5 separate regions of the Homo sapiens genome follow, and all the other regions are linked to region 1. The links are chromatin loops, found by intact Hi-C in ENCODE. Cell type or tissue: B cell. All regions are shown on one strand. Each heading gives the region's core, and the rest is flanking DNA. Links, peaks and the distances in the headings are about the cores only. Region 1 has its middle 93 kb from the start of SNX18. Region 2 has its middle 8.8 kb from the start of LINC02998. Region 3 overlaps LINC02998 (long intergenic non-protein coding RNA 2998). Region 4 holds the start of LINC02998 (long intergenic non-protein coding RNA 2998). Region 5 has its middle 100 kb from the start of LINC02998.

Evidence for each region. A loop is a pair of places that touch in the nucleus more often than their neighbours do. Peaks named below come from ENCODE experiments on the same cell type or tissue, not always from the same donor. Only the 100,000 strongest peaks of a DNase experiment are listed, where the experiment ranks them.
Region 2: a loop joins it to region 1, with 5 times the contacts of the local background. A loop is called at or near these places in 3 of 110 quality-filtered maps.
Region 3: a loop joins it to region 1, with 9 times the contacts of the local background. A loop is called at or near these places in 2 of 110 quality-filtered maps.
Region 4: it touches region 1 in a loop (17-fold over the local background); 3 of 110 quality-filtered maps call a loop at or near these places.
Region 5: a loop joins it to region 1, with 14 times the contacts of the local background. A loop is called at or near these places in 3 of 110 quality-filtered maps.

The regions. Positions count from the first base shown.
Region 1 is chr5:54,607,715-54,613,658 of GRCh38, forward strand. It overlaps a transcript of SNX18 not described here. Among named protein-coding and RNA genes, the nearest start is that of SNX18, 93 kb to the left of the region's middle. In B cell, for the core only: no CTCF peak of the experiment used is centred there; a DNase peak (open chromatin) is centred at 3,007; H3K4me3 peaks cover 987 bases; H3K27ac peaks cover 1,428 bases.
Region 2 is chr5:54,750,041-54,755,984 of GRCh38, forward strand. No RefSeq gene overlaps it. Among named protein-coding and RNA genes, the nearest start is that of LINC02998, 8.8 kb to the left of the region's middle. In B cell, for the core only: no CTCF peak of the experiment used is centred there; DNase peaks (open chromatin) are centred at 3,261 and 5,011; H3K4me3 peaks cover 2,417 bases; H3K27ac peaks cover 3,029 bases.
Region 3 is chr5:54,671,070-54,677,013 of GRCh38, forward strand. The region is part of intron 1 of LINC02998 (long intergenic non-protein coding RNA 2998); the gene reads right to left. Among named protein-coding and RNA genes, the nearest start is that of LINC02998, 70 kb to the right of the region's middle. In B cell, for the core only: no CTCF peak of the experiment used is centred there; a DNase peak (open chromatin) is centred at 2,962; H3K27ac peaks cover 3,548 bases.
Region 4 is chr5:54,741,079-54,747,022 of GRCh38, forward strand. It overlaps LINC02998 (long intergenic non-protein coding RNA 2998), which reads right to left and starts at 3,180. Exons shown (of 3, transcript NR_104658.1): 1 at 2,781-3,180. RefSeq lists an enhancer at 3,402-3,546 and a cis regulatory region at 3,469-3,479. In B cell, for the core only: no CTCF peak of the experiment used is centred there; a DNase peak (open chromatin) is centred at 3,463.
Region 5 is chr5:54,842,043-54,847,986 of GRCh38, forward strand. It overlaps the pseudogene CSPG4BP. Among named protein-coding and RNA genes, the nearest start is that of LINC02998, 100 kb to the left of the region's middle. In B cell, for the core only: CTCF peaks have their summits at 3,327 (motif pointing left) and 3,529; a DNase peak (open chromatin) is centred at 3,279; H3K4me3 peaks cover 469 bases; H3K27ac peaks cover 498 bases.

The DNA of each region.
Region 1 (5,944 bases), core at 303-5,302:
TTGATGTCGGGAGTTCGCGACCAGCCTGGACAACATAGCAAAGCCCCATCTCCACAAAAAAATACAAAAATTAACCGGGCGTGGTGGTGGATGCCTGTAGGTCCAGTTACTCAGGAGGCTGAGGCAGGAGAATTGCTTGAACCTGGGAGGCAGAGTTTGCAGTGAGCCAAGATCATGCCACTGCACTCCAGCCTGGGTGACCGAGCAAGACTGTCTCAAAACAAACAAACAAACAAACAAACAAAAATAAAGCTGCTGTAAACTTCATGTGCAGGGTTTTATGTGAACATAAGTTTTCCTTTCCCTGTGATTAAATGCCCAGGAGTTCAATTGCTAGGTCATATGGTACTTACATAATTGCTTTTTAAAGAGACTGCCAAACTATTTTCCAGAGTAGTTGTACCATTTTGTGTTCCTATCAGCAATGTTTGAGGGATCCAGTTTCTCTGCATCCTCATCAGCATTTTATATGGTCACTATCTTTTTCTTTAGCCTTTCTGATAGGTGTGTGGTCATATTATGGCTTTAATTTGGCTTTCCCTAACGGCTAATGGTACTGAACATCTTTTCATGTGCTTATTTGCCATCCGTATAGCCTCTTTGGTGAAATGTCTCTTCATGTCTTTTGCCCATTTTCTAATATGAACTGTGCTTTTTATTTTTTATTTTATTGTATTATTTTTAAAGTTTTCTTATTTAAAAATAGAAATGGGATCTCACTATGTTGCCCAAGCTGGTCTTGAACTCCTGGGCTCAAGTAATCCTCCCACCTTGGCCTCCCAAAGTGCTGGAATTACAGGCATAAGGCACCACACCCAGCCGCCATGCTTTTTAAATAATGGATTGTGACCTGTTTGTGTACTGACAAGTACTTACTGGGATATGGAGATAGCCTGAGCTGTTTAAATAGTGTTATGAAATCAGTGTTGAAATAAACAGTTGAAGAAGGAAGGATGACTGGTGTGTCTGTGTGGGGGTGTATATGTGTATGCATAGTTGTGTACGACTGTAGCAGGTATTAATCTTAGTTCCCTATATTCAAGTGTGCATCACTTTATTTTCTTTAAATCATCTGAGTACCCATCCTCCTAGGCTGGTGGGAAATTCACACTCAGCCCTTGGTGTCTCTCCCTGCCCTCCAAAGTGTGTAAAGGTCATTAGGTCTTATTAAACACTCTGGCACAGGGAAGACTGTCACTCTAGTTTACAGCTGTGGGTCCACACTGTTTTCCACTAAAGCACCAGTCCATTGTCCCAACCTGTATATCTCATGCTGGGCAGCTCAGCTGCTAATTCCCCGTTCTTAGTGCATAGGACTCTGTGATGAGGTTGGGAGCATCTAATCTCCCATGTTTCCTCACAGCCTCTGAGGTCTTGACACCTTCTCACAGTCCAGTAGAAATTTCTGCAATGATGGAAATGTTCCATAACTACTCTGTCCAGTATGGTAGCCACTAGACATATGAGGCTATAGAGCACTTAAAATGCAGCTAGTGCCACCGAGGAGCTGAATTTTTAATTATATTTAATTTTAATTAATTTAGAACTTTAAAACCACACATGGATATTAACTATTGAGGTGGGCAGTACAGCCTAGGGGGTACTGCCACATTCTTGGTTATGATTTATCCTTCTCTTTTGGCTTTCTAACACCTGAAGAAAATCTCTCTTCCTTTCTTGTTGTCCCCAAAACACATCTTATCTCTCCTTGGGGACGTCATCCGCAATCTCTATGATGGTATTCATTTTCTATTTATTTACTTATTTATTTATAATATCTTATTTTTAGAGTCAGAGTCTTGCTATGTTGCTCAGGCTGGCCTCCAACTTCTGGCCTCAAGTGATCTCCCACCTCAGCCCCCTAAAGCTTAATTTTCATAAAAAACTGAAAAAGCCTCAAATCCTTCTATTTGTCCCACCCTGCAAAAGGGCTGAGATAAAAAAAATGCCAAGGATTTGGCTACCTCCTTGAAATTGAAAAGAAAGAAGTATAGGGAAGACAAACGTGAGCCAATATGTCAATAAATTGCCATGCCGTGGTGATATAGTTTGGATGTTTGTCCCTGCCCAAATCTCATATTGAAATGTAATCCCCCACATTGGAGGTGGAGCGTGGTGGGAGGTGGAGCGTGGTGGGAGGTGATTGGATCATGGGAGTAGATTTCACATGAATGGTTTAGCATCATCTGCTTGGTACTGTCCTTGGAATAGTGAGTGAATTCTCGTGAGATCTGGTCATTTAAAAGTGTGTGGCACCTCCCCTCCTCTCTCTCTCTGTCTTCCTTACTCCTACTTTCACCATGTGACATGCCTGCTTTCCCTTCGCCTTCCTCCATGACTGTAAGCTTCATGAGGCTTCCCAGAAGCTGAGCAGATGCCAGCACCATGCTTCCTGTATAACCTGCAGAACCGTGAGCAAATGAAACCTCTTTTCTTTATAAATTACCCAGTCTCAGGTATTTCCTTATAGCAATGCAAGAACAGACTAACACACACAGTAATACAGTATGACTTAGGTAGGTATCTGAATGATGTGACACCACCCTTGTGTCACATCTGTCAAGAGCTTCAGTCTAATGTGTGTATAGCACTCCGTGGTTTACCAAACCTCACACCACTGAACATGTCGCTACATTGCTCCGACTTTACACACAAAGGAATGGAGGTTGGGAGCAGTTAGCAGAAGCTTAAGCAAGTGATTTCTGTAACTATGGTGAGACTTGAATCCACCCCTACACAGCATCCTGGGCTGGCCACTCTGCAGGGCAGATGGAGAGTGATTTACAAGCAGAGTTTTCCGCTCAGCCAAGATTGGAGATTCAGATGCTTCCCCTCTTGGCCATATTTTCTTTTGCAAATAATCAGGCAAATAACCTGATCAGGCAAATAACCAAAGAGATTATTTGCATAATGTTATTGCTTTGGTGTGTTATTTGTTGGAGTGTGTTAAATAACCACGAATGTTTATTAGTCAGCTCTTCCTCTGCCAGCAGAAGAATGTGGTCCCTGAGATACTTTCACATCCTGTTGTGGTGTTGAAGTAATTAGGAGGGTGTAACAGGGAGGGGGTTAACCCTTGTTGCAGCCCTGGCTGAGGGGAACATATAGATACAAGCTCGTTAAGAGCACAGTCAGTTAGTAGCCTGACATTAGTCCTTGAGAAGTTACCCTTAATCAGACATCCAAATTTCCCTAACATTGTCTGATTCTTTAGGAAAATACAGAATCATCTATTGGCTACGTTTACAAATGTTTTGGTTGATTTCTATGGTCACCCTCTACCCTAATCCAGAACAGAACAGACTGAATATTTAAGGATCATCCTATGTAAATTCAGTTCATTCAACCTCTGCTTTTTAAAAATCTCCTCCTTATGGGTGTTTGCCCCATAATCTTTGCTTACTTTCCAGGTGCTGAGCTTGACCTGCTGAGGAGTCTGTCAGTCTCAGGCTGCTGCTAGTCCCTTGATAAGATAGACGCATTTCCCTGAGAGATATATTTTAAACATATCACTTCCTTCTGGTTTTTAAGATCATTCTGCTGTCTCTTGAACATCTTCAAGGTAGCCCTAAGCCTGCTGGCCTCACCCGCCCCAGTAGGAAGCATGCCCAAGATGGTCCTTTCCCCACCCAGAGAGAGAATCACCATGCCCTGTCTCCTGAACATGACTTTGACTCTACAGTCAAAAAAAAATCCCTTGGGCCTTTGTTTCCTACTTCACCCTGCGGGTCCCAGGGTAGTCTGCTCTCTGTTGTCCTCCAGGTCCCCTTCTAGATTCCATTCTCCTGCTGACTAATGGTGTCTGGAATGACGTTCTAGAAATTATTTTCCTCTCCAGGAACAACTTAAGGGGAGGAAGAAGAGGATGCCAGCTAGGAAATCGTGTCTACTGATTCCTAGTTTGTCTTTCACTTGCCTGGAATGGTAACCCCAGATATTTCCAAGAGGTTTCAGTCTATACCTACTTTAGCTTATTCCTGAAAGCATAAACGCCACTCACATAAGCCTTTATCTGGTAAAAGAAAGGAGAAGTGGGGGTGGGGGCTGGAAATGATGGGGAAGCAACTTGACTGGTTTGAGGGGGGATGTTTACAGTGTTGGGGTGAGGCAGGGTGCCTGGAGCAACACATTGTGAATTCTGGAATTTTCTTCTTCTTCTTCTTCTTCTTTTTTTTTAATTAGAGACAGGGTCTTGTTCTGTACTCCAGGCTGGAGTGCAGTAGCACAATCATAACTCACTGTAACCTCAAACTCCTGGACTCAAGCGATCCTCCCGCCTCAGATTCCCAAGTAGCTAGGACTACAAGTGTGCTTCACCATGCCTGGCTAATTTTTAAATTCTTTAATGTAGAGATGATGTCTCACTATATTGCCCAGACTGATCTTGAACTCCTGGGATCAAGCGATAACTTGTTGTTATAATAGTTAATATTATTGTTAGTAATGAGCTATTCCTAATAAGGACCATTCAAGTTATTGCTTTGGCAGAGGAGCAATTAAAGAGTAGATTCTTTCCAATTTTCCTCTTAGAGGGTGGGAATTTTTTTTTATTTTTTTTTTTTGAGATGGAGTCTCACTTTGTCACCCAGGTGGGAGTACAATGTCGTGGTCTTGGCTCACTGCAACCTCTGCCTCCCGGGTTCAAGCGGTTCTCTTGCCTCAGCCTCCAGAGTAGCTGGGACTACAGGTGCGTGCCACCACACCCGGCTACTTTTTTTGTGTGTATTTTTAGTGGAGAGAGTGTTTCACCATGTTGGCCAGGCTGGTCTCGAACTCCTGACTTCATGATCTGCCGGTCTCGGCCTCCCAAAGTGCTGGGATTACAGGCGTGAGCCACCGTGCCTGGCTGAGGGTGGGATTTTTAAACTTGGATTTTATCGGCATACGCACTGGGGCTTACGTTTGTCATAAACACTAGAAAAAACAAAACACTGTCCACTTAATTTGAAGGCAACAAGGCATGGTGCAGCTGATCTGTTTTCCAAAGCTGCAGCCATAGGTCCCTTTTCCTTCTCCACTGTCACCCGAGCCATGTTCCTAGCTGGTCTCTATTACAGTCTTCGCCAAGGACAAACTCTGACTCAGGAGACAGTGACAGGAGGCAATCTGTCATGTTTCTCAGTCAGTGACACTCTCCCAACCAGCATCACTCAACCCACCCTCACCCCAGACACTAGATTCCCACCCTAGGGCAGCTAATCCAGACGTAAGGCATCTAATCGGAGACCTTTTCCCTTCCTCCTTTTCATTCCATCCCCCACAGCAAAGCTGTCATCTTGTGTGTTAAACATTCCTGGCCTTGCCAAGTAACTGAATAATGGGATAAGCTGCTTGTATTGTGACAATGGGTTGTAACAGCCAGAGCCTAGGATGGGAGCGGTGCTCATGCCTTCAAGGGCAGGTGGGTACCAATGTGAGATGTTGGGTATGCCATAATTGGGAAATACTGGGCTGACGGCAACTTGGGTAGCAGCAAAAACTCTGCCTATAGGGATTATCTTAGTTCGTTTTATGCTTCTATAACAGAATTCCTGAAACTACGTAATTTATAAGAACAGAGATTTATTTCTTACAGTTCTAAAGATTGGGACGTTCAAGGTTGAAGGGCTGGCATCTGGCAAGGGCTTCTCGGTGCATCATCCCATGAAGGAAGGCAGAAGGTCAAGAGATCACGCACATGAGAGAAAGAGGGAAGGGGCTGAACTCATGCTTTTATCCGGAAGCCACTCCTGCAATACAGGCCTTAATCCATCCAGGAGGGCTCTGCCTCTTCACCCTCATGACCTACTCATCTCTTAAAGGTCTCACCTCTCAGTGCTGTTGCATTGGGGATGTTTCCAACACAAGAACTTTGGAGGACACATTCAAACCCAAGCAGGAATTTAAATTTGATTCAAAATGCTGGTGGCTATAGTTTGTTGTCCCAGATGAAAGTGTGAACTTC
Region 2 (5,944 bases), core at 412-5,411, 140 kb after region 1:
AAGCTCTAGCATACTGATGCAGATCTCATCAGTCAGAAATTAGGAAAGGACTCCACGGTGACAGTTGATCTCTGCTCTGTGATACCTGGAGCCCCAACTGGGAAAACTCATAGGAAGGGGGTGACCCTATGACTGGAGGGCTGCAGTCACAGGCAAGCTTGTTTATTCACATTTGTGGCACCTGACTTGGTGGTATGTGTTGAATTTGTGTCCCCCAACTCACCCTTATTCATATGTTGAAGTCCAAGATCCCATTATCCCAGAATATGACGTTAATGTAAATAGGATTGTTGCAGATTTAATTAGTTAAGTTAGGATTAAGGTCACACTAAAGTAGGATGGCCTCTAATACACCATGACCGCTCTCCTTATGAAAAGGGGAAAGTTGGACACAGGCCCACACACACAGGGAGAACTTCACGTAAAGATGAAAGCAGAGACCAGGTGCAGTGGCTCACGCCTGTAATCCCAACACTATCGGAGGCCAAGGCGGGCACATCACCTGAGGTCAGGAGTTCGAGACCAGCCTGGTCCAACATGGTGAAACCCTGTCTCCACTAAAAATACAAAATTAGCAGGACTTGGTGATAAGCGCCTGTAGTCCCAGCTACTCGGAAGGCTGAGGCAGGAGAATCATTTGAATCTGGAAGGCGGAGGTTGCAGTGAGCTGAGATCATGCCACTGCACTCCAGCCTTGGTGAAAGAGTGAGACTATGTCTCAAAAAAAAAAAAAAAAAAAAAAAAAAACAGAGACTGGGTGATGCAGTAGAAGCCAATGAACACCAAAGATTGCCAGCAAACCACCAAGAGCTGAGAGAGGCATGAAATAGATTTTTCCTTGCAGTCTTTAGAAAAAACCAACTCTGCCAACATCTTGATCTGAGACTTCCAGCCTCCAGAACTGTGAGACAACACATTTCTGTTTGTCTCAGTGTTGTACAAGCCACTCAGTTTGCAGTACTTCGTTACAGCAGCCCTGGAGAGAGAACACAATCAGGAAGACTTCGGACCAGCACACCTATCCATGGACTTTCTGCGTATCTTCCCATGGACATTTCTGGCTTCAGGGCAGTCGGACTTCCATGACAGCTCAGGATTCCAACCACGTGTGTGTTCCAGTGAACAAGGCAGAATTTGCATCACAATTTATGACTCAGTTTTGGAATTTATTCACTGTCACTTCTACCATACTTTATTATCAAAGCACCTCACTAATTCATCCAGATTCGAAGGGAGGAGGGTTAGTCTCCATCTCTTCACGAGGGAGTGGGAAGATCCCATTGTAGACGACCATGTGAGATGAGAGATATTGTTGTGGCCACTTTGGAAAATGCAATCTGTCACTACCCAGAACTTGAAGAAGAGAGCATAAAGCATTCAACAATAGATAGAAAGAGACTAGATGAAGAGCTAGACCTATGCCTTTCTTGGGTGGAGACAGATAGAGAGTTGAGTTCTCACATCCTGAGAAAGGTGCGAGAACTCTACTCACTGCTGAGTTAAAGCCCTGGCAGTGACAGTGAAGGAACGAGACCCAGGACATATCTAGGAGGATGCCAGGGATGGGGACCTGAGACTTGCTGCCCAGATACAGTTCAGGAGATGCTAGTCCCACAGAGAAGCTCCTTACCACCACAGTGCCAGTGTGGTAGAATGAGAAAGGCTGAACGAGATATCTAGGAAGACATGCCTGAGGGCAGCCACAGAAAACCCCTACCACTCTAGCACTGGTTGGAGACAGCACACAAGAGTTCTCCTGGGAAGTGTCCCCTGGGGACAGGGTGTGTGGATGTAGCCCTGAGAGAACCAAGGACATTGGCAATGGGGGCCAGCTCCTTGATAATTCTGCATTTTTAGTGCCTTTAACTGTGGTTTTTCAGTGACACTATTCTGAGGTTTGCTTTGTTATTTTTAAATTAACATTTGATTGATTAAAATTACAAATTTTAAAACCTACTTCTACCTTTTGCTTTTAAGTGAAGCTTGTGAATAAAGTTTGCTAGTCTTGCAAACATTTATATTTGAACAATTACTTTTTAGGGGATTTTTGCTTAATATGTGATCCATTTACAAAGTTAAATACATTTAAATATTGCAAATGACATTTATACTTTTAATATATTTATTTCCACTTAAAGGCTTTCCGCTTCATGTCCACTTCAAATTTCTAACTTCCAGAGTTAGAAATTTATTAGATTTAGAAGGACTACTTAAACTTAAATATGGTGAACCTAAGTTATCTTAATTGTTCCAGTGCTATATAAAACAGTAAGATTTTTACTTAAAAATAACAAGGTAAAATCAATTACTCAATTTTTAAAAATTGGACTTATACGAGTGGCCATTTAGTCTTTTTTTTCTTTTTTCTTTTTTCTTTTTTTTTTTGAGATGGAGTCTCACTCTGTCACCCAGGCTGGAGTGCAGTGGGGTGATCTCGGCTCACTGCAACCTCCGCCTCCTGGGTTCAAGCAATTCTCCTGCCTCAGCCTCCCGAGTAGCTGGGACTACAGGCATGCACCACCACACCCAGCTAATTTTTGTAAATTTAGTAGAGACGGGGTTTCACCATGTTGGTCTCGATCTCTTGACCTCGTGATCTGCCTGCCTCGGCCTCCCAAAATGCTGGAATTACAGGCGTGAGCCACCGCTCCCAGCCCTGAGTGGCCATTTATTCTAAGTCCAGTTCTCTTAAACATTATAAACACATGAAATATAAAATATTTTATATACCCTAATATAAAATTCATATAAAATGTTAATATTGTTGCTTGAAGTCCTCAAATATTTTTATATGTAATTCCAAATCTTTCCAGTTCCACCAAGGAAACCACTCTATAACCCCACACAATATTTACAGCTAACCTTTTCAGCTTTCTTCTTCTTGCATTAGATCAAACAAGGGTCTGGGAGGCTTGGCAAGGACCAGAAGACCGTGGTGGTTGTATGCAGTGGACAACAGAGCTTTAAGGAGATGACCTCTGCCCTCTAAGTTCAAGTTATAAATGTCCTAATTCTATTGTCTGCTCAAAGAGATTGAGACTTGTATCGGGATTAGTGTTGATTAAAGTCTCTTGAAAAAGATATTGATGTATTTTAAGAAGTAAAGAAATGCAAAATCGAAAGAGAAACTTGCATTCTTTCAGATCTGTCAGTCCTTTGGCCCTAAGAATAGTAACACGCTCTGTGGTGGAACTGTGCACAGCCCTCATGGCTTCTCCAATCAGTGAGTCATTCAGCTGACACACACTGAGATGAATTTTACCTCCATGTATGCTGGCCTCTACTGACGACCACCATGGACCAAACAGCTCTGCCCAGGACCCTGCTATACTGTCCAGGAGCCTTTGTGGAATCACTAAGAGATGCCTCTTCCTCCAAGTTGAAACCACCCCACACAGGGCTCCAACTTGGAGAGGTGAGCAGAAGGGAAGAACTGCAGCTTTTGTTTGCTTCCAGATCCAGGCACTTTTTTTTAAGAGATGGGCTCTGGCTCTGTTGCCCAGGCTGGTCTTGAACTCCTGGACTCAAGAAATCCTCCCACTTCAGTTTCCCAAAGAATTGAGATTACAGGGGTGAGCCATTGTGCCTGGCCTCCAGGCACCTTTTGAGAGGCAAACAGCACAACTGCCCATGGCAGCTCTGCCCTACCTCTTTGATTCCAGAACTGAGGATAAGACCCCCAGTCTCTCAGCAACCCCTGCATAGAAGGGAAGGAGAAAAGAGAGAGGGACAATCCTGAATTAACTGTTTACTCAAAAGAGACTGAGAAAATTCAGAACTGCCAAACTACTCTGATTGGACAAGAATAAGATTCTCTAGAGAGCACAAATCGGGGCTCAAAAGCAAGGTTTTCTATAAAGTACATCTTGCATATAGATCACAGTCCTTAGCCTGTCTGGATCTCAGTTTCCACATCTGTGAAATGGGATGTTCTCTAGACCAATGCTTCTCAAATGTTATTATGCATAGAAATCAGCTAGGAATCTTGTTAAAATGCAGCTTCTCTTCAGTGGGGATAATGCAATGAATGTCTGGGATTCTGTATTTCCAGCAAACTCTCAATTATTTCAACCCCCTGGACCACACTTAATAAGTGGAGACAATTCTAAGATCTGCCACACTATGTTTACAAATTATCTGTTGTGAATAAACACCTAATTGTCTTATGCTGAGGACCTGACCTACAAAGCTAGAAATCACTTTTTAGATGAGCTCTATGTCTAAGAGCCATAAAGCTGCAATGGTTCTCTATTTTTGAAAAAGAATGGCCCTTCTCTCCCCTCTCCAGTTGCCTCCTATCCTCTCTAACCGCAATGCCATCCTTTTTTTTTCTTTTATTCATTTCACGATATCTGCAGCAAAGAGAAAAAAACAAAAGACAGTGCCACCAGAACCAAAGCTGAATGCTTGAGAGAACCTTCAGAAATATGCTTAGGGGAGGATAAAAATATATCTTTTGATAAACTTTAAATGGGTGATTGTGGAGGGTGGGCACGGGGACTGATGAACATTTTAGAGAAAACTGAGTAGATGGTGAAATATCTTAATGAAACGTGAGCATTAAACACTGAGACCACATATCCTGTTGACCAGTTCAGAAAATATGTTTTGAGACGAAACATTTGAAATAGCGATTGTCTCAGAAAATCCATAGCGAAAGGTCTCTGCGATGTTGATTTTATAGCAATTGTCACTCTTCTTCCCAGCAGGGGTGTGGGGGAAATACATAGACTGCATACATGCACACATACACGTATACTCACACATGTACATATGTATTATACACACATACACCATATGCTACACACACACATACACACACACATTCTCTTTTTTAATTGGCAAGGAACTAAAAACAAAATAACCAAGGAATGTCTTTTAATAGAAGCCTCACTTCCTTCCGCACAAACTTGTTAAGACTCTGTTAGTTACCTCCTCTCCTGCCCACCCCAAGAGACCCCGTGTGCTGTGATAGGCCTCACTTTGGTTGCTGTTCCCCAACAGACTTAGAGTCCTGAACCTGGGTCAGGCTCCAGTGCACAGAAGCCCACACAGAAGCCTGGCAGCTTCCCCTCAAACTAGAGCATCATGAAAAGGCAAGCAGTGGGGCTCCACCTTCCTTTCTCCAAAGGTTTCAGTGGGACATTGAGCCAGGCTTGCTCTTAGGGCTCCTGGGCCAGGGGTACTCCCAACCCCCAATTAGAGCAGCCTCTGTTCAGTGCCAGGACAGATAGCAGTGTCAGTCACCCACTCTTCTGCTCTTCCCAGTAGGAAACCTCATGTCGAGAGTACAAACAGATCCTCCGAGTTTTGTCACCTGCTCAATAATAAAAATGGGCCTAACTGACAAGGTTAAATGACCCTGGGCCCATGGTGCAGGGGCAGCAGCCCCTAGTCTTTGGATGTGCTTCTTTAATGATTGTCTTTAATTCTCCTAAGGAAAAGAGGATGGTTCTCCTCCCAGTTTCTGATTTTCTCTTCAGGTTTTTGATTTGGTATAACCTTAATAATTTTCCTGTGGCATCAGTGAGGGAAAATATCCATCTTGGATTCTGAAACACCCACTTCTAAATCAAAGAAACCTGTTTTAGAGTTTGTTTGTATTTAGAAAGCTAGTCCTTCCTCCCTCCTTCCCTTCCTTTTTTTCCTCTTCTCTCTCCCTCCCTCACTCCACACACATCTACCACAGGACAAAGATGAGTACTAGGCCTTATGAGACACCCAAGACACATTTCCTTTACTGGATTGTAAACTACTTGAAGGCACAGTTAAGACACAAATACAAATGTTTCCAATCTAAACAGCCTAAGAGAGTTGTTAATGAGATTTCAGAAAAAGGAGTGATAACAGCTAGTTGGAGATAATTCAGATTAGAGAGAATCCGAGAAGACTGAAAACTGATGAATGGGGCCTTACGTGCACAGGAAGTCATCTGGCATTCCTA
Region 3 (5,944 bases), core at 579-5,578, 64 kb after region 1:
CCAGGAGGAACATGGCGTGAACCTCAGCAGAGACTCCACCCATATTAGCATGTCCTTAATAGCTCCCCAATGTTTGTATTTACTGCCTAGATCTTGTCCAAAGCCAGGCTTTTCCAGAAAGTGCACATTCCTCTTCTGATCTTGCATCGTGCCAGAGAGGCAGCTCTGTTTAAATAGCAATAGTCATAGTTGCTTAATGCCTGTTTCACACCGTATACTGTGAGGCATTATTTCTGCTTTTCACAATCACTGCAAGGAAAGTGCTGCTATTCAAATTTTAAATACAAAGAGGTCAAGTAGAGAGGTTAAGTGATTTCCCCAAGGCCACAATGAGTGGTAAAGCTAAGACTCAAACCCAGATTGGTTGGAATCAAGCCTAGGCTTGTCTTGTGTAATACAGTTCAGTATTACCCAGGCCCTGGAACCGAAATCTGCGTATGAACAGCTCTCTTAGGACATATTCAAATATTTTCATCCTCTTTGCTGAGAATTTAAGAGATGAATGTGGACTCCCAAACACACACAGCCTCTTGAGTCCTGGCATAAAGTCTGTTCTCAGACTTCTTTAGATAGATTTCACACTGTCATCATTTTCTAACCTAGGGTAGCTTCCACCTCAAGTACAATAGGAATATATTCTAGTAGTTGATCAGTTCAAATTTCCTGCATTTCCACGGCTCATTCTTGGCTCAGAAAACCCTGAGCCTACTCAGGCTGAGGGGGACCCCCCTCTTGTGCTTCCAGGTGTCACATGATTGAAACCACTTTTGCAAAGATTATGACAGCAAGAGAGGTCTAGCATGGCTGACTCCATCTTGCTTCTAGTCTCACAGGCTGACTGTCCTTGCTCATTCCTGGGCATACGCCAAGCTAACTATGGAAGGAATTTAGTTTACAGTTTAACTTTAGAACAAGGATGATAATAGTCCCTCCCTAAAACTAACCTCCTTCTTGCTGAGGGACAGAAGCTGCCTTTGTAAAACTAATGAAAGGCCATGAGATTAGGATTATGGAAGGGGCCTGAATTCTGCTAAAATGTAGGCATAGTTTTTATAATCCCTATGCTGGAGAGCATGTGGCCAGAGGCCATAATATTTGTGACTTTCACAATTATTGCTACAGATAACATCACTATTGTATAACCTAATATTGGTCTTTTGAGACGTTTTTCAGACTTTTGCATTCTGGCAACTGACTGACCCCACCTGGACACGTAACTCATGTCTTAATCACACCTGTGGTCACAACCCAGAGGCAGATTCAGCACACGAGGACCATTTTTCACACCCTTATGATTTCATCCCCAACCAATCAGCAGCACCCATTCCCTACCCACCTGTCCACCAAATTATTCATAAAAACTCTAGCCTCTGAGTTCTCGGAGAGGCAATTTGAGTAATAATAAACTCCTGTCCTTCTGCTTGGTCAGTCTTGCATTAACTAAATTCTTTCTTTACTGCAAGACTGCTGTCTCAGTAAATTGGGTTTATCTGTGCAGCCAGCAAGAAGAACCCATCAGGCAATCACATTAATACCCCTGTGAAAGCCCTTTCCCTGAAATCAACATTTCTTGCTATCTTGCTTTTTCCTGTCCCACAGCTCTGTTTCCATTTAGGGATTCCTGTGCAGCTGACTCTCACATCTACCTCCAGGGTGGAGCCTGTGACCATCTTTTGGTCATGTAATTGATTAGCTCAGCTTAGCCACCAGCCCCACCCTGAACCACACTGAGTCTCAGGACATTTTCCAGGAGTGCTGGGGCAAAGACACATTCTTTCTCATGGGATCTGAAAAAGGAAGCATGTTTCTCTGAGAGTTGCTTATGGCCATTTTGGGACTCTGAGCAGGGTCAGCCTTAGAATGCAGCCAGTATCCCAGAAGGCAGGTAGAGAAATGGAAAAGAAACCCAATGGCTGAGCTGCTGGGAGTGAGCTTGTCTTAGGCAAACCTTCCTTGAGAGTTTTCAGTCATGTGAGCCAATCAATTTCCTTCCTGGTTTGAGCCTGATTGAGCCAGATTTTCTGTTGCTTGCAATACAAGCATCTTACATCTACATTTTGCAATAATGGTCAAATTTTTTGTTGTCTCTCTCCCTAGATTGTGAGCTCCTTGATCCCTAAGAGAAAATTGGTTGAAGGAATGAAAGGACAAAAAGATAAAAGGAAAAAGAAATCAGTTGCTCATGTGTGTTGAGGACTTGTTTAAGGCCATTACCATTTAACTAGCTATTCACTGCTCTTCCTGATTCATGGACATTCCAATTAAAGAGCTGGATCCTTTGAGAAATCTTCAATACCAATATCCATGGTCAGGAACAGTGCTCATTTAGCAGAAAGGAGGTCAACTCCACCAGAACTTATGAAATCTGCAGAGCAAGGAATAACTCAGAGAATCTTGCAGATGAACTTGCATTTCTTATCATGTGATAAACAAAGAAACTTTAATTTATCCATCGTAAATCAGGGTCTTGGAAATAAAGCATGGGGAAATGGATGTCTATAGGAGCCCTCTGCAGAAATGTTGCCCCTTGACTCCAAGCTCAGAGAGGCTTGTATTTGAAGATGTCAGCAGCCTCCCGCTCCACAAATGAATCATGAGAAGGAGGGAATGAAGGTGGTTGAAGTAGGTGTGGGCCTTTCATCCTCTACAGTATGCCTATCGTGAGTATCTGATGTTGTTATGTGCACTTATGTGTACTTGCACACATGCACCCATCTAAAACAACATTTTCTGTTGGGAGTTTCAAAAGAAAAAAGTGAAGCTGTTACTGAAGCCCCAGAAGAAAAGATTTGCATAAATGGGGATGGATTTCTTGCAATCTCCCCTGGTGCTGCTTGTCCCAGTCCTTGCCCCACCCACCTACTACACACACAGGAACAGCTCTTCTCTGCAAGAAATGCTAGACAGGAGGAAGTGCCCTGGCCTTGACCTCCTGCTTTCACAGCATCACACATCAGTGGTGGTGAGTGCCGTGGAGGAAGCATTGCATGCATAACTGAGTTAGCAAATAGGAAAGAGGGCTTTCAGAGAGTAGTGGGGAGAAGAGGAAGGGTGGCAGAAAGTATTGCTGCAAGAACTAAGCTCTAGGCCTGGCACTGCCACCATATCTGAGCAAGTCCTTATGCTTCTCTACACCTTGATTTCTTCAATGGCAAACTGGGGAGATTCTGGGTAACAAGATAAGGCATGATGTCTGCTACCACATGGAAATAAGAAGGAGCACAAAAGCCATTTTTCCAGCTCCTCCAGGGTTTGTCCCACCACCACCACCAGCTACCAGGGAGACTGTGCCCTGAATTCCTTCTTTTTTTCCCATAGATGTTCAACAGCCTCCTCCACACTCAGAGTGTCTCATTTCCAGAAGACTCATGACTCCTGCCATGCTGTCCCATCTATGAATAGAGAAAAGGAACATTTACTTGGTACTCCAAAACTGTGGGGATCACAACGCAAAGACCACCTGAAAGAGTGTCACAAAGAAAAATACACCTGTAAAAGGCTACTAACCAGCTATCATCCTATCAACAGCCGCACACTCATTCACTCATTTACTTGTTCAACAAATATTTATGTCGAAGTTAATCACTTACTCAACAAATAATTATACTGCCAGGATCTGGAGGTACAAGAGTAAATAAAGTATAGAAATTCCTTTTTTGCTGTTTAGTTTAGTAGGAGATACAAGTAATAAAGCAACTTTAAAAGCACTATAATTAGATTGCCTTGGATAGAAAGTTATAAAGTACTATTATAGTGCACATCATGGTGGGGGCAGTGGGTTGCTCCTAGTCTGTCCAAAGGAAGGTGGAAGGGTGAGCAGCAGAAGTGATCAGGGAAAGAAGAGGTGGGGTTGGGTCTACAGAGAGTGTTCCAGGCAAGGAACAGCCGGGTGAGGCCTGAAGGTGAGAGTGAGAGAGGACAGGTGGGTTGCAACAGAGATTGTTTGAGGACAAGTGTGTGGAAGCGGGGAAGCCTGAATAAAGTGGTGGTAATAGTGTACTTCGGTAGATTCTTGGGCAAGAGCATGACCTTACAAATATACTTTAGGAAAAAAAAAACAGTCTGTTTTCTATATTCAGCATGCATTGGAAGTGACAGAGACCAGAGGTAGGGAGAAGGGCAAGGGGATTTTAGTAGTAATGAGGACAAGGACCAGAGTGCTATCCCTGAAAACAGAGAATAAAGAACAGGTAGAGCAAAGACATGGAATCAACCCAAATGCCCATCAATGACAGACTGGATAAAGAAAATGTGGGACATATTCACCATGGAATACTATGCAGCCACAAAAAGGAATGAGATCACATCCATTGCAGGGACATGGATGGAGCTGCAAGCCATTATCCTCAGCAAACTAACACAGGAACAGAAAATCAAACACCGTATGTTCTCACTCGTAAGTGGGAGCTGAACAATGAGAACACCTGGACACAGGGAGGGGAACAACACACACTGGGGCCTGTTGGAGGGTGGGGTAGGGGGAGAGCATCAAGATAAATAGTTAATGCACACGGGACTTAATACCTAGGTGATGGGTTGATCGTGCAGCAAACCACCATGGCACACGTTTACCTATGTGACAAACCTGCACATCCTGCACATGTACCCCAGAACTTAAAATAAAAATAAAAATTAATTAAACAAAAAAGAACAGACAACCAATAGGCTGTCTTTCAGCTTAGCCTATGCTGTACTAGGAGAGCCTGGGAGAGAACTCTGTTTAGAAATAAACAAGCCCAGGGATTGCCATCTATTTGCCCTGTATTCACTTGGACTTATTTATCATAGTGCTTTTTCAAACTGTGTTCAAAACTCCCTGGGGTTTTCCAGAGGTGCTTTAGAGACCCAATTCAACCATGTTGGCCTATTTTGGACAAACAAAGGCTTGAAAATCACCAGCATACCTTTTCACAGTGTACATGCTCTGTCCGAGGTCCAGTGCTCTTGGTGGTTATTAAAAGTGGATTTGTGTGTGTGTATCAAGACTGCCACGCACTCTCAGAAGTTCACTCTGTGCCCCCCTTCAAGCCCCTCTTGAAGACAGGAATCTCTCTATTTCTGGTTGTTCTGCCCCTGCCCTCCCTACCTAAATCCAGACCCTACTCAAAAAGGAAAATGGTTTCTCAGCATTCCTCCCCATGTTCATTATCTGGCAGCTCTTCTCTGGAGGTTGGAAAGAATTAATCCATTATTGTTGTCAACACAATCATAATAAGGCATGAAAATGAAGTGATGAGATCTTTTTTTCAGTCAAACCTCTTGAAGAGAAACAGAAAACAAAAACAGCATTTTATCTTTGACTAGAATGATTATTTCTCAAAGGAAATAACTTCAGTCCCGTACTTTGTGGGAGGAAAGGCACAAGATGTGGAGGATGTCCAGGCACTGTGCCTGGCTCACAGACATTGTTCATAAATGTTTGGTTCATAGTTTCTTTCATTCATTCTATAAACATAAACTCTGATCTCTAGGAGGAGGATTTTATTTGCCTCTTGAACTATCTCTTGACAAAGCCAAGTCACCACACAAATGATGCAGGCAACTGCCAGCTGGTTTGCAAATTTCCTGAGTTGCCCAAGTACAGCACAGTGAGCATGAAAATCAAAGGCTCTCAAACCTGGAAGGAACCTTTAAAAATGACCCGAGGTCAATTGCCCAGGAAAATCCCTGCCAAGTGCTGCAAGTTGAGGTTGGAAGTGTCCAGTCTCTCTGATGCAGCCAAGTCTGTCTTTGGACAACTCTGTTAGAAGGCTCTTCCTGATATTGAATTGAAATCTATCACTTCATAGCTTTTCTTTATTCCTCCAATAAATCCTGTATGAGAGACCAGGAGGCAGAACAGAATCATTCAAATCCTCCTTCTTGGCAATCTGTTGAATATTGGAAGACAGGGGCCAAGTTCTCTGAGTCTTCTTTTCTCCAAGGCCTCTGTCTCCTAATCTTT
Region 4 (5,944 bases), core at 586-5,585, 130 kb after region 1:
GTGTGGTCTGTGGACTATGAAGAGCAAGGTGCAACCAGCAGGAGCTGATGCCCACGCATCAGGCAGGTCGTGGAGGCCACGCAGGAGAGTTGGGCTTTCTCCTCCTCACATGTTGGATGCAGACAGGAAGCAACATGGTGATATTTGCAATGTAGACAGATGGAGGCAGCAATGTGAGCAGATGTGCAAAGGGTGGAGGTTTAAGACAAGAAGTCTGGACTCTCCATTAGAGGGCTGCAAGATAGGCTGTCACAATGGTGTGAATGAAAAATGTGAGAGCTTCAACTGAGGCAGCAGTTATGCCACCTTCTCCCTCTTAGTATTTGTGGTAATGCTCGGAGAAGTACACTTTTTAACCTTTTTATTTGGTAATTTGTTTCTTCTTGGTAGGAACAAAGACCTGGATACAAGCAAGGAAAATAGGGTACTTAACTAATTTCCTAGGCTACCTTAAAAACTAAGAGAAATGGAAAATTTGATGGAGAAAAGAAACATTGTAATTTGTTTGTCATAAATTACATTGTAATTTAAATGTGAGACATTAGAACAATTTAGTTTTTATTCCTGCCTATATTATTACATACCATTCTTCCTTGTTTTGAAACTCTTAACTAGGTGAGGCAGAGCTAGAAATTGTCTCCTTATATACTTTTCCTGAACAAAGGAATTCCAAATTTTTGCTGGCCTCATAGCTTTTGGAGTAAGGTTTTACAGGTATGATAAGGAGACTAAGTTCTGGCCTGATATAGCAGAAGTGAGGAATGTGATTCTTAGAAGTTTTCCTAAAGGGAGGAAGTGAATTCTTTGTTCTGTTTTGCACTGGCTTGAAGGCAGACATGGTGGCTGGCGCTTCAGTAACTATATTGGGCCATGAGCTGAAAGCACGTGTTGAGGATGTGGCACCGCAAAATAAAGAAGCCCCGCTTCCTGATCCTGCAGAACAAGGGCCAGCAAACTTTTTCTCTAAAGGGCCGAATCTTCAGTTTCGTAGACCCTACAGGTCTCTGTCACCACTAGTCAATTCTGCCATTTGAGAGTGAAAATATCCATGGAAAATATAGAATAAATGAGTTTCTAATGTTCCAATTTGTTTTTCGATAAAACTTTATTTATGGACATTGAAATTTGAATCCCTTATAATTTTCTTTTTTTAAAATTCTATGCAAGGAAACAGTAGAATCTCTCATCATTTTCAGCCATTTAAAAAAGGAATAATAATTCCTAGCTCCAAAGCTATACAAAGACCCTGGGGCCAGATTTGGCATGGGGCATGTTTTGTCCACCCCTGAAATAAATCACCATACAGCCCCAAATTGTTGATCTTTAGGCTTTACCTACAGGAAAGAGACACTTTGGTGTTGCTTCTGCTAGATGGAGTTTGCTCTGATTCAGCAAAACGAATTCCTGACTTATGATTACTAGATGCAGCAGCCCCTGGGGGTGCTCCACCCACACGCAACCCATATCAATTCTTTTCCAGCTCCGTGCACCCTTCCGGGTTTCTGTGGCTTGCTTCCAAGGCTCAAACTTGCAACTCTCTTTTAAGATAACCTTAGGTCCACTGGCACCTGTGGCTGGAAAGTTGGAAGTGCCTGAGAATTTACATGCCCTCTGGGCAGCCCTTCCCTAGAGAACTTCAAAGCCTCGCTGACTTTTGCATCTGGACGAACTCAGACAGAATTTTTACCCTGGAGTTCCCCTGTAGAATCAGGCACAGGCCTCCCTCCTCAGGACTTTGCCTGACATCACACCTTTGTTTGGTTTGCTCCCGGCTCCTGTCCTGTTTTTCCTGCTCTTTCCTGGACTTCCTATGGGAGCACTTCCTTCACAATTCACGTGCACATAGCCCTTGTCAAGGTCTACTTCTGGAAGCTTCAATCTAAGCCATAGTAATCATCCTTGCTCAAGGAGATTTTTCTCCAGACTCCAATAAAACAGAAGAAACAGCAGTCTCCTCTTTACAGAAATAAAAAGGAGTGTTCTAGCTAAAGCCCTTTTTACAGAGCAGCATAATGGGTAAGAGCAGGGGCTCCAGAGTCAGCCTGCTTATAAACAGTCTTTTGGAGCCTCAAGATTCCTCATCTGTAAATTGGAGCTAATGACAATGACAGCACAGGGGTTGTGTTGAGGCTATGTTGAATATCATGGCACTTACACATCCCATCCAGCACACAAGAAACACTCCATAAAAGTTAGTTACTATGAGCATCATTAATATGTTGTCTGAGGCATTTTGACACAACCACTGCTACTTGTAAATTCCAACACAGAATTTTCTTGGTACATAATAGAAAAACAAGTGCTATCTGCTGCTCTGTGAGAAGCTGATGATGAATTACCAAATAAGATTTTCTACTTTGTAGGTATATTTGAATATCAGTATGTCCAATTAATTCAGTATAAATATAAAGGACACATCCTGCTTGAAAATGTCAGCAATAAGTTAGGCAAATGGCTGCATTCTGAAACCAGGCATACCTGGACCATACTCCCAAATATGCTGCTCCTGTAGAGACTTCAGTATTGATTTACCCAATCAGATTGCCAATACTTACCTCCTAAGGTTATTGTGAAGATTAGACAAAACTCTGCATAAAAAACACTTAGCTACTCTTTATTAGGAATTTACTATGTTCCCGGCACTGTGCTATTGTTATCCATGCCCAATTCCCCGGAAGAGAAGTGGAAAGATTCCATACATCACTGGGATACCTTTACCCTGATGACAAAGGCAGCAATGGCACCGACTCCCAGAAGATAATCTTTTAGAAAATAATCACCTGGTTTTTTCCTCGGCCATTAGCCTTCTTGGGTCAGTTTGCTAGAAACCAACCCCCCAACAACAAAGAAACTCCAAGGAAAATGAGCCTCTTCATTGCTGCTGAAAGCAGGGGGAACTGCGTCCTCTTACAGGCTCTTTACTATGGTTGATACAAGTGAGTCTCCATTTTTTAGCTTCAGTACCATCCAGTCAATGCTTTGTAGGAAGAGCTGCATGTCGGAGTGTTAACCCGCCAGTGTTTGTGCATCTCTCTGGGAGCCCTCCTGGCAGAGCCCTCCTCTGCACCAGCACAGAGGTCTGATGTGGGACGGTCAGGCTATCAGAGCTCAAAGAGAAAACAAATCTCTTCTGTATAGGCCAGGAAGGCCTCACCAAGGAGCCTTTTTGCTCTGCTTGGGAGGGAATGGAAAGAAAAAAAGGGAAAACCACACCCTTCGAAGGCCTCAGTAAATATTTGAAGCGTGCCTAGGTTTGGCCAAATGAGAACTCCCCTTATTTAAGTATTTATGAAATGATCAAATAGCAGGATTGTATTTCCATGAGCTAGAGAGTTCTTATTTAGTGACACAGATTTTTTTTTTGTTCAAACTTTTTTCTTTTTTTGCCACATTCAGCAATTGCTATCAGATGCTGAATGTCTGTGGTCACATACTCAGCTTCCTGTTTATAAATGCGCTCTGTTTTCAGTGAGTCAGCAGTTTCTTGTTCTACAGAGAGGTAAAACTGGTGGTGTCAGGGCCGTGGGGGGTTGAATGAGCTTTGTGAATGGCCCAGTGTGTGCTGGGCCTCAGGATTTGTGTGAACAGGTACTCACACTGTCTGTGGCTGTCCATAAGCTGAAATAATTCAGCCCAGTGAGTTTGGTGGTTTCTCATCTGATTCTGTCCAAGCGAAACAAAGCCAGACACTAAAGTGGTAAGGACAGACATTAACCAGTAATAACTATTGCAATAGGGAAGAGTCCAATGTAAACTGAACTCAGCTTCAATTTGTGCAGAGGTGACTGGACTTTTTTTTTTTTTTTTTTTTTGGAGACGGAGTTTTGCTCTTGTCACCCAGGCTGGAGTGCAATGGCACAATCTCGGCTAACTGCAACCTCCACCTCCCAGGCTCAAGTGATTCTCCTGCCTCAGCCTCCTGAGTAGCTGGGATTACAGGTACCTGCCATCACACCCGGCTAATTTTTTGTATTTTTAGTAGAGATGGGTTTTGCCATGTTGGCCAGGCTGGTCTCGAACTCCTGACTTCAGGTGATCCATCCGCCTGGGCCTCCCAAAGTGCTGAGATTACAGGTGTGAGCCACCATGCCTGGCCAGACTAGGCATTTTTAGGGAAGAATGAGGGAATAGGAAGGAGGGCAAACAGAACCAGTAGGGTCAGGGAAGTGAAAAATTACGAAGGGCTGTTCAGTATAAATGCAATCAGACCAGCTGTGCCTGCTAGCTGGCAGTTAGGAAAGTTAGGATTCTATCCTCTCTGAGACTGGGAGACAGAGGTCCTTACCCTTCCTGATGATTACATTCAAAGGAATAGCTTTCAGGGCCTTGAGAAACACACTCCTGGGTTGTAGGAGATACATATACATCTCAAAGGTTACAGAGAACTCAAAATTGCCCTTCTTAGTAAGTGCTCTACGAAAGAGTGGTCAGGCTAGTTCCAGGTGTGGGCTAGAGCAAGCAGTAAATCCCCCTGGGCAGCCTTGAGTTTTCTCAGGCAGGCATCCTTAAGGGGGTAGGAGCATCCTGGGGATGTGGCCTTGAGGTATTGGAAACCTTATTAGCGATTGTGCAAGTGTTTTAGAGCAAGGCTGAGGCCTGGCTGAGAAGAGGGCTCAGAAGAGCCTGACTAGAGTTTGCTCAAGGTCAGAGTCTTTGTCACTGTGAGGCAGCCCAGGGTCTGTCTTTGGCACTTCACTCACTTGCTTTGGTGCTACTGCTTCCTGACCTCGCCTACCAGTCCCGTTGTCAGCTGCAGTGGCCTCCAGCTGCCAGGTGGGCTGGAACTTCAAACGACTGATGTCCTTGAAGAGCCTGGGAGTTCTGGACTTTCCTGCCTCCCCTCCCTTGGCCCCAGCACACACTGCTCCATCTGCCCCTCCTTCCACACCCTCTTGTAAGCCAGCTCCACATCGCCTTTGGAATTCGGTTTTTCCTTCATCTCTTCGTGTGAAAGCCTCCCCTGAGCTCCAGTACCTGGGTTTGGCATTCCCACAACACCAAGCTCTTCTCTCCTGGAGCATTTATTGCACTGTATTTCAGAGAATAGTTAAGCACTGGTTTCCCCCACTAAACTGTAAGCCATAGGAGAGCAGGGACTAGGTGCAATTCAATCAGCAGGTGCTTACTAAGTGCTTGCTGAGGAGTGGATGGGTGGTACCTGTCCTTTGATGCCTCCTCTCAGGACCCTGTTCTTAATGATTGGGAACACAGGCTCTGGGTTTGAATCCCAGCTTTTCCAATTACTCGCTGTGTGACCTTGAGCAAGGTGCTTCACCCCTCTTTGCCTAAGTCATCTCGACTGTCAGGAGGGTAGATGATGATCTCCATCTCACCGGCTGTGAGGGTTAAAGGTGTTGTATGTGTACCTGCTTGGAAGAGAGCCAGGCACAAGGAATCTTCAGTATTATTACCATTGTGTGTTCCAAGGAGGCCATCGGCTACTCTGCCAATGATTCATTGAGTGAATAAACGCCCAACAGGGCATTGGCCTTTACTGCTTCTGTTTTCTAACCGAGAAGAATGACTTTGAGAAACTCAATACCTTACTCCCCACCGAAGCCTGGCTGGCTGGTGTTCTGATGTGGGGCAGGTGCCACGTGGAGCCATGGAAGCTGAAGGGCAGAGCTGTACCTGGCCAGGACACTGCCTCCGCCTCAGCAGCTTCCCTCTCTACTCTCCCATCTCTGTTTCCCCCAGAATTGCCTGCGCTCAGGTGCAGCTTTCCTCCCCTGCCCGTTCCAACCTGGACCCTCCCCACAAACTCTCTCACACTCTCTCTCTGTCTCTCTATCACTTACACCCTCGCACGCACATCCTTGCAGGCACACTCACACTCTCACATGCACACTTTCACGTGTATATTCTTACACTCACACACATTCTCATACACACTCATGCACACTCACACACACACTCATTCTCACACTGTCTCACACTGTCTTCA
Region 5 (5,944 bases), core at 603-5,602, 230 kb after region 1:
AGCATTTACTATCTTCCAGACAATGTTCTGGGTGTTTGCTATACATCCGTAACCAAAAAAAGAGTCCTGTTCTCAGGAGCCTCCATTCCAGCAGGAAGGGACAAAGGGACACAGAGAAGAAACAATGGCATAATAAAGAAATGAATTAAACAATGTGTCAAAAAAAAGTCACAGCACTATGAAAAAAAAGAAAAAATAAAGCAAGATAAGGGGGGCCTCAGGAGTGAGCAAATGTTAAGTATGAGGTTCAGTTTGAGGAAAGACTGGAAGGAGGTGAAGAGGGAGCCAGTGAATATGTAAATATCTAGGGGAGGACCATACAGGCAGAGGAAACAGCCCAAAGGCAGGCCTCATCTGTTGGGAGACTAGGAAATCGGTCAGTTGGAAGGAGCAGAATAAGCAAGATGAAGAGTAAAAGGAGATGAGTTGAAACATAATGAAGGTTGTCATATTGTTCGGGGTCTTGAACGCTACTGTAAAAACTCTGGTTCTTCCTTGAGTGCAATGATGGATCATTGCAGAGTTTTAGGTGAGGAGTGACCTGGTCAGACTCATGTTTTCACAGAATCCTTTGGCTTCTGTATCAGGAATAGACTCTGGGAGGTACAAGGTAGAGGCAGAGAGACCAGTTAGGAGGTGACTACAATAATTCCAGAGAAGGATGACAGAAGAGAGTGGCCCCAGAAGTTGCAGAGGTGGTGGGAAGTGGCCAAATTCTGGGTGTCTGTTGAAGACAAAACCAGCCGAGCTTCTGGCTATTTCAATTTGGCGAGGTGTGAAAGAAGGAAAGGCGGTGAGAATGACTCTATGGTTTGGGCCTCAGAAACGAGGACAGGGTTACCATCAGTTGAGATAAGGAAAGCTGAATGTAGAGTAGATTTGGGGAGTAAGATCAGGAGTTCAGTTTTGAACATGGGTTTAAAATGTTTATATGGACACTGAATCACATTTGATGGAATTTGGCTGTTTTGAGTTTCTCTAATCATGCAGCCACAGGATACTTCACTAACACTAAAGACAAGTAGTTTTGTCACTAACTCAAATTTCACATTTATATCTGTATTTGTATTTATATGTATTTTTCTTACCCACAGAAACACCATGTGCACATACCCATGCATAAGAACTTTATCATCTTCTACGCTTTTTCATAACTTGTTTAAAAATTCAGTCCTAAATGACTTAATAGATGATCTCTCCAGTTAAAGAGAACCATTTCCCTCAGTAGAAAGAGCAGTTTGTGAAATAACTTACTCCAATTAGATGATGGATGGCATCATCTAATAACTAAACAGAACTTGAGACAGGAAACTCAGAAAGTATATAAGATTCCTATGTTTTCATGTCAGGCATAATGGGGCTGGAAGATAATCCATTCTGCTTCCTTCTAATACACCAACTACTGATAACACAGGAAAAAAAACTACTTTGTGAATTATCCTTTAATTTCTTAAAAGTTAACAGATGAGACCATAAAGTAATTATACATAAATAAATACCCACATACTCCACATATATACACATGCGCATGCACACACACACGAACTTACACTGCCAAACCAATGTTTAACTCCTCAAAGTAGTTATGTTGAAAAATAACATGTGCCAATAACAATAGCACTACTTGAAATTCTTTTAAATATTTTCAGGTTGTTCAAGAATGCTTGATTTAGTTTCTGTCCAGTTAAACCACCTGGGTTTGGGTCACTGCTTTGTTGCTTACTAGCTATATAACCTTGGGCACATTTCTTAACCTCTCTCTGCCTTAATTTCCTCATCAGTAAACTAGAAATGATAGAGCTGTTGCACAGACTGAGTGACTTAATATATGAAAAGTGTTTAGAACTGTTTCATCAGGCACATAGTAAGCATTCAATAAATATTAGCTTTATATGACCCATCTTCTTCATCAGATTTGGCTTTGAGGACAGATGTGACTTTTTAGTATTTCCAAAAAGTCACTTAGAGTGTGATTATTGCCATTATTGAGGCTATTCTATAACATGTACTGCAGATTTTGTTTAATCTTCCAGCATTCTTTCATAACTTGGGGTGAATAGTTTATCTGTTTAATAATTGTGTTGTTGATGGACATGCCTATATCTTGCCATTTGAATATGCCTACTGAAGATTTTGCAGCACTAAGCTCTAAGGACATCAGCTTTTAAATAGCTACCAGAAATGCGAATCAATACAACGTTCAAATAATAAGGTTTTGGCCTTCATTTAAACCCACAGAAAGGCTATAATAAAATGCGCAAGTTGGACTGTTTAACAAAATTCCAAGCCCACTCATTCTGGTTTTTCACTTTTTACATTTTTTAATCCATCCACATATCTCATCCTCATTTCTTCTAGAGCTCCAGCTGACTTGGAAATGTGCTGCCATTTCTCTTCTCGTGACTTGTAGAAACAATCATTTTTTCCAAGGCCATACACACCAAGGCTGGACAAAGCATGTTTTCCACTGCAGCTACTCTGCTATGGAACACTGCTTTCCCTCCCTCTCGCCTCTGAAATATACCATCTTCCAAAACAAATGGAAAACCTGCCACTCAAAACAAGATCTAGTAGCCTCAGGTCTCATTTCCACTCAAACCAAATTTAGTTCAATTAACGACCCCATTGCTTCAGGTAAGGCCTGATTTAGTGCCCAGTGCTTGGTAATGGAAACTTCAGGCAGATGAGGAGAAGGAAAACAAAGACCCCCAATTTGAATTCAGATTTTAAAGTGATCCAAAGCCCAAAAAAGAATAGTTCAAAGCATAAATATCAGAAAATAACACAAACCTGGAATAATAATTTTTAAATTGACCTTTAGCTTTAAGAAGAGTTTAGTGGTATTTAGAAACCTAATTGTGATCCCATTTAATCCTAGTTGTAAACTTAATATTTAAAAGCCCAGACCTTTGGAGGCAGAGGTTGCAGTGAGCCGAGATCGTGCCACTGCACTTCAGCCTGGGTGACAGAGCAAGACTTCGTCTCAAAAACAAACAAACAAACAAACAAACAAAAACAACAAAGCCTAGACCTTTGTTGCGTTTCATACGAGGGATGTGAAATGCTCATGAATTCACTCTCCCACTGTTGGTCCCCCGAGAGCTTCAATTGGCATTTCAAACTTTGCTGCCTTAATTCTTCTACTGTGACCAGCTCTCAAAGCTCCTTTTAGTGATGACAAGTATTTCTCAAAAGCAAGCAAATGGTTCTATTTTCAGTATAAAAACAACAAAACAAAATGTATAGTATTACTGAAAGAGGAACTTGAAAAATAGGAAAATGAAGCCCCCTTGTGGACAAAAATATGTTTTATCAGATATGCACAAAATTCACTGATCATATTTGAATACAAAAATACTCAGTAGAATATATTTCAAAGTAAAATGCAAAGGATTCACCCAAGATGGCCTAACTCCAATTCCCAATTCCAGTTTGTTGGGACACAAATGATCTCTTGTACCATTGAATGACCTTGGAGATCAGCTGAAAGAACTGTGGCTTAAGGAAATGTTTTAATTTGTCAGGAGAAAGAAGTGTGTTTTAAATGGTGGGACACAGAGGTTAACATTCTGATTGCTGGCTATGAACTCCCTCCAGAGTCTGAGATGTTATCAGCAACTCTATCCCCCACGCTCCCACCTTCTTCTCCCACTTAGGCTGCAGACAGACTTTCTTGCCACCTCCTCCAGGCCCAGATGACAAGTAGGGAGAGTGAGTCATCATGCAGGATAATCCGAATGTCTTGAGAACATGCTGTTTGAAAAGTCAGAAACAGCACTGAATCTGAAGACTTTATCACATTTGCATTTGCATAACTGCCTTTGCCCCAGACTCTGCCACTAACTTTGTTATTTTGGGCAAATCGCTTAACCTCTTGATCTTTAATTCCACCTTCTTAAAATTGGAATAAGAGCAATACTCTCTTTATCTGCTTCACCAGGTCCTTGAGCTTCTTCGCTAACTATGAAGGAAGAAGTGAGAGAACACTGTGGTGCCAAACTCAAACTCGCATTCTAGCTCTGCCACTTGCTGTCCACCAGCAGCCCTTCTGCTTTGGACCTTGGAGAAGTGTCAAAGCCTCTCTGCATTGCAGATTTCTCATCTTTAAAATAAAAATCATATCCCAGAGAGTTGTTGAAGATTCACTGGGTAAATGTAAAGCGCATAGAACAATGCCAGGCACTGTAAGTACTATGTAAGTAATAACTATCATTAGGACCATGTAATGGACCATGTAAATGGTTGTTATTATTACTGTTTGATATGCTCTGAAATATAGAAATAAGAAACATCATCATCTGAAATAATCTCCTAAGTTTAAAACTTTGCCTGGAAAGAAGTAACTGGTAACCATAGCTTTGGAGAAACTATGTTATTGAAAACTGCATTCTCGTGGCTCTACTATGTTGATAAAATGCATATGCTATATCTATTAGCTTTCACAAAAAAGTAAACACACCTGATGTGTGAAAATTATTTAATAATGTTAAAGGTTATCAATTTATGAGAACACTCTGCAATTGATCAATACACACAGTCTTTCCAGAAAGTTTCTATGCTCATTTGCCATTGTTATTACACATTCTAGTGGATAAAAGAGATACCACACTCCAATAAAAAATGAGGGGCAGATATTAAAAGGATGTTTTAAGGAATCGCCACACTGACTTCCACAATGGTTGAACTAGTTTACAGTCCCACCAACAGTGTAAAAGTGTTCCTATTTCTCCACATCCTCTCCAGCACCTGTTGTTTCCTGACTTTTTAATGATCGCCATTCTAACTGGTGTGAGATGGTATCTCATTGTGGTTTTGATTTGCATTTCTCTGATGGCCAGTGATGGTGAGCATTCCTCAAGGATCTAGAACTAGAAATACCATTTGACCCAGCCATCCCATTACTGGGTATATATCCAAAGGACTATAAATCTTGCTGCTATAAAGACACATGCGCACGTATGTTTATTGCGGCACTATTCACAATAGCAAAGACTTGGAACCAACCCAAATGTCCAACAATGATAGACTGGATTAAGAAAATGTGGCACATATACACCATGGGATACCATGCAGCCATAAAAAATGATGAGTTCATGTCCTTTGTAGGGACATGGATGAAATTGGAAATCATCATTCTCAGTAAACTATCGCAAGAACAAAAAACCAAACACCGCATATTCTCACTCATAGGTGGGAATTGAACAGTGAGAACACATGGACAAAGGAAGGGGAACATCACACTCTGGGGACTGTTGTGGAGTGGGGGTAGGGGGGAGGGATAGCATTGGGAGATATACCTAATGCTAGATGACGAGTTAGTGGGTGCAGCGCACCAGCATGGCACATGTATACATATGTAACTAACCTGCACATTGTGCACATGTACCCTAAAACTTAAAGTATAATAATAATAATAATAATAATAATAATAAAAGGATGTCTTAAATGTCATAAATTGCCTACACAGGCTATCAAAATCAGCAAGGCCAATTCCTGGATGCCTCTTGGCTCTTTTTCATCAAGTCTAAATTATGTTGACATTGTTAATAGCCATTGTGATTAAATCATAAAATTTCAGTGCACAAGACTTCATCATTCTAAAATCCTGACAGCAATTTCATTCACATTATACTGTAGACACAAGGAAAGCAACACTGTGATTATACACCCTAATCTACATCCCTTTTTCTTGGAATATTTAAAATTTCATAATGTGTTATTTTTCTTCCTTCATAACTTTGGGCCACAACAGCAGTATATAAAGTGGATCAGTCAGGTTTGCAGACAGTGTGGCTGGTACTTCCATCCCAACCTCCTTTCCTGCTGAAACGAACAAGGCAGAGGCGCAGGGTCAAGGGCAGTCAGGGTTAACCAGCAGGCAGGGCTGGGACCTTGAGGAGTCACAAGGAGACTTCAAAGCTGAGGGCAACAAACCTGACTCCCC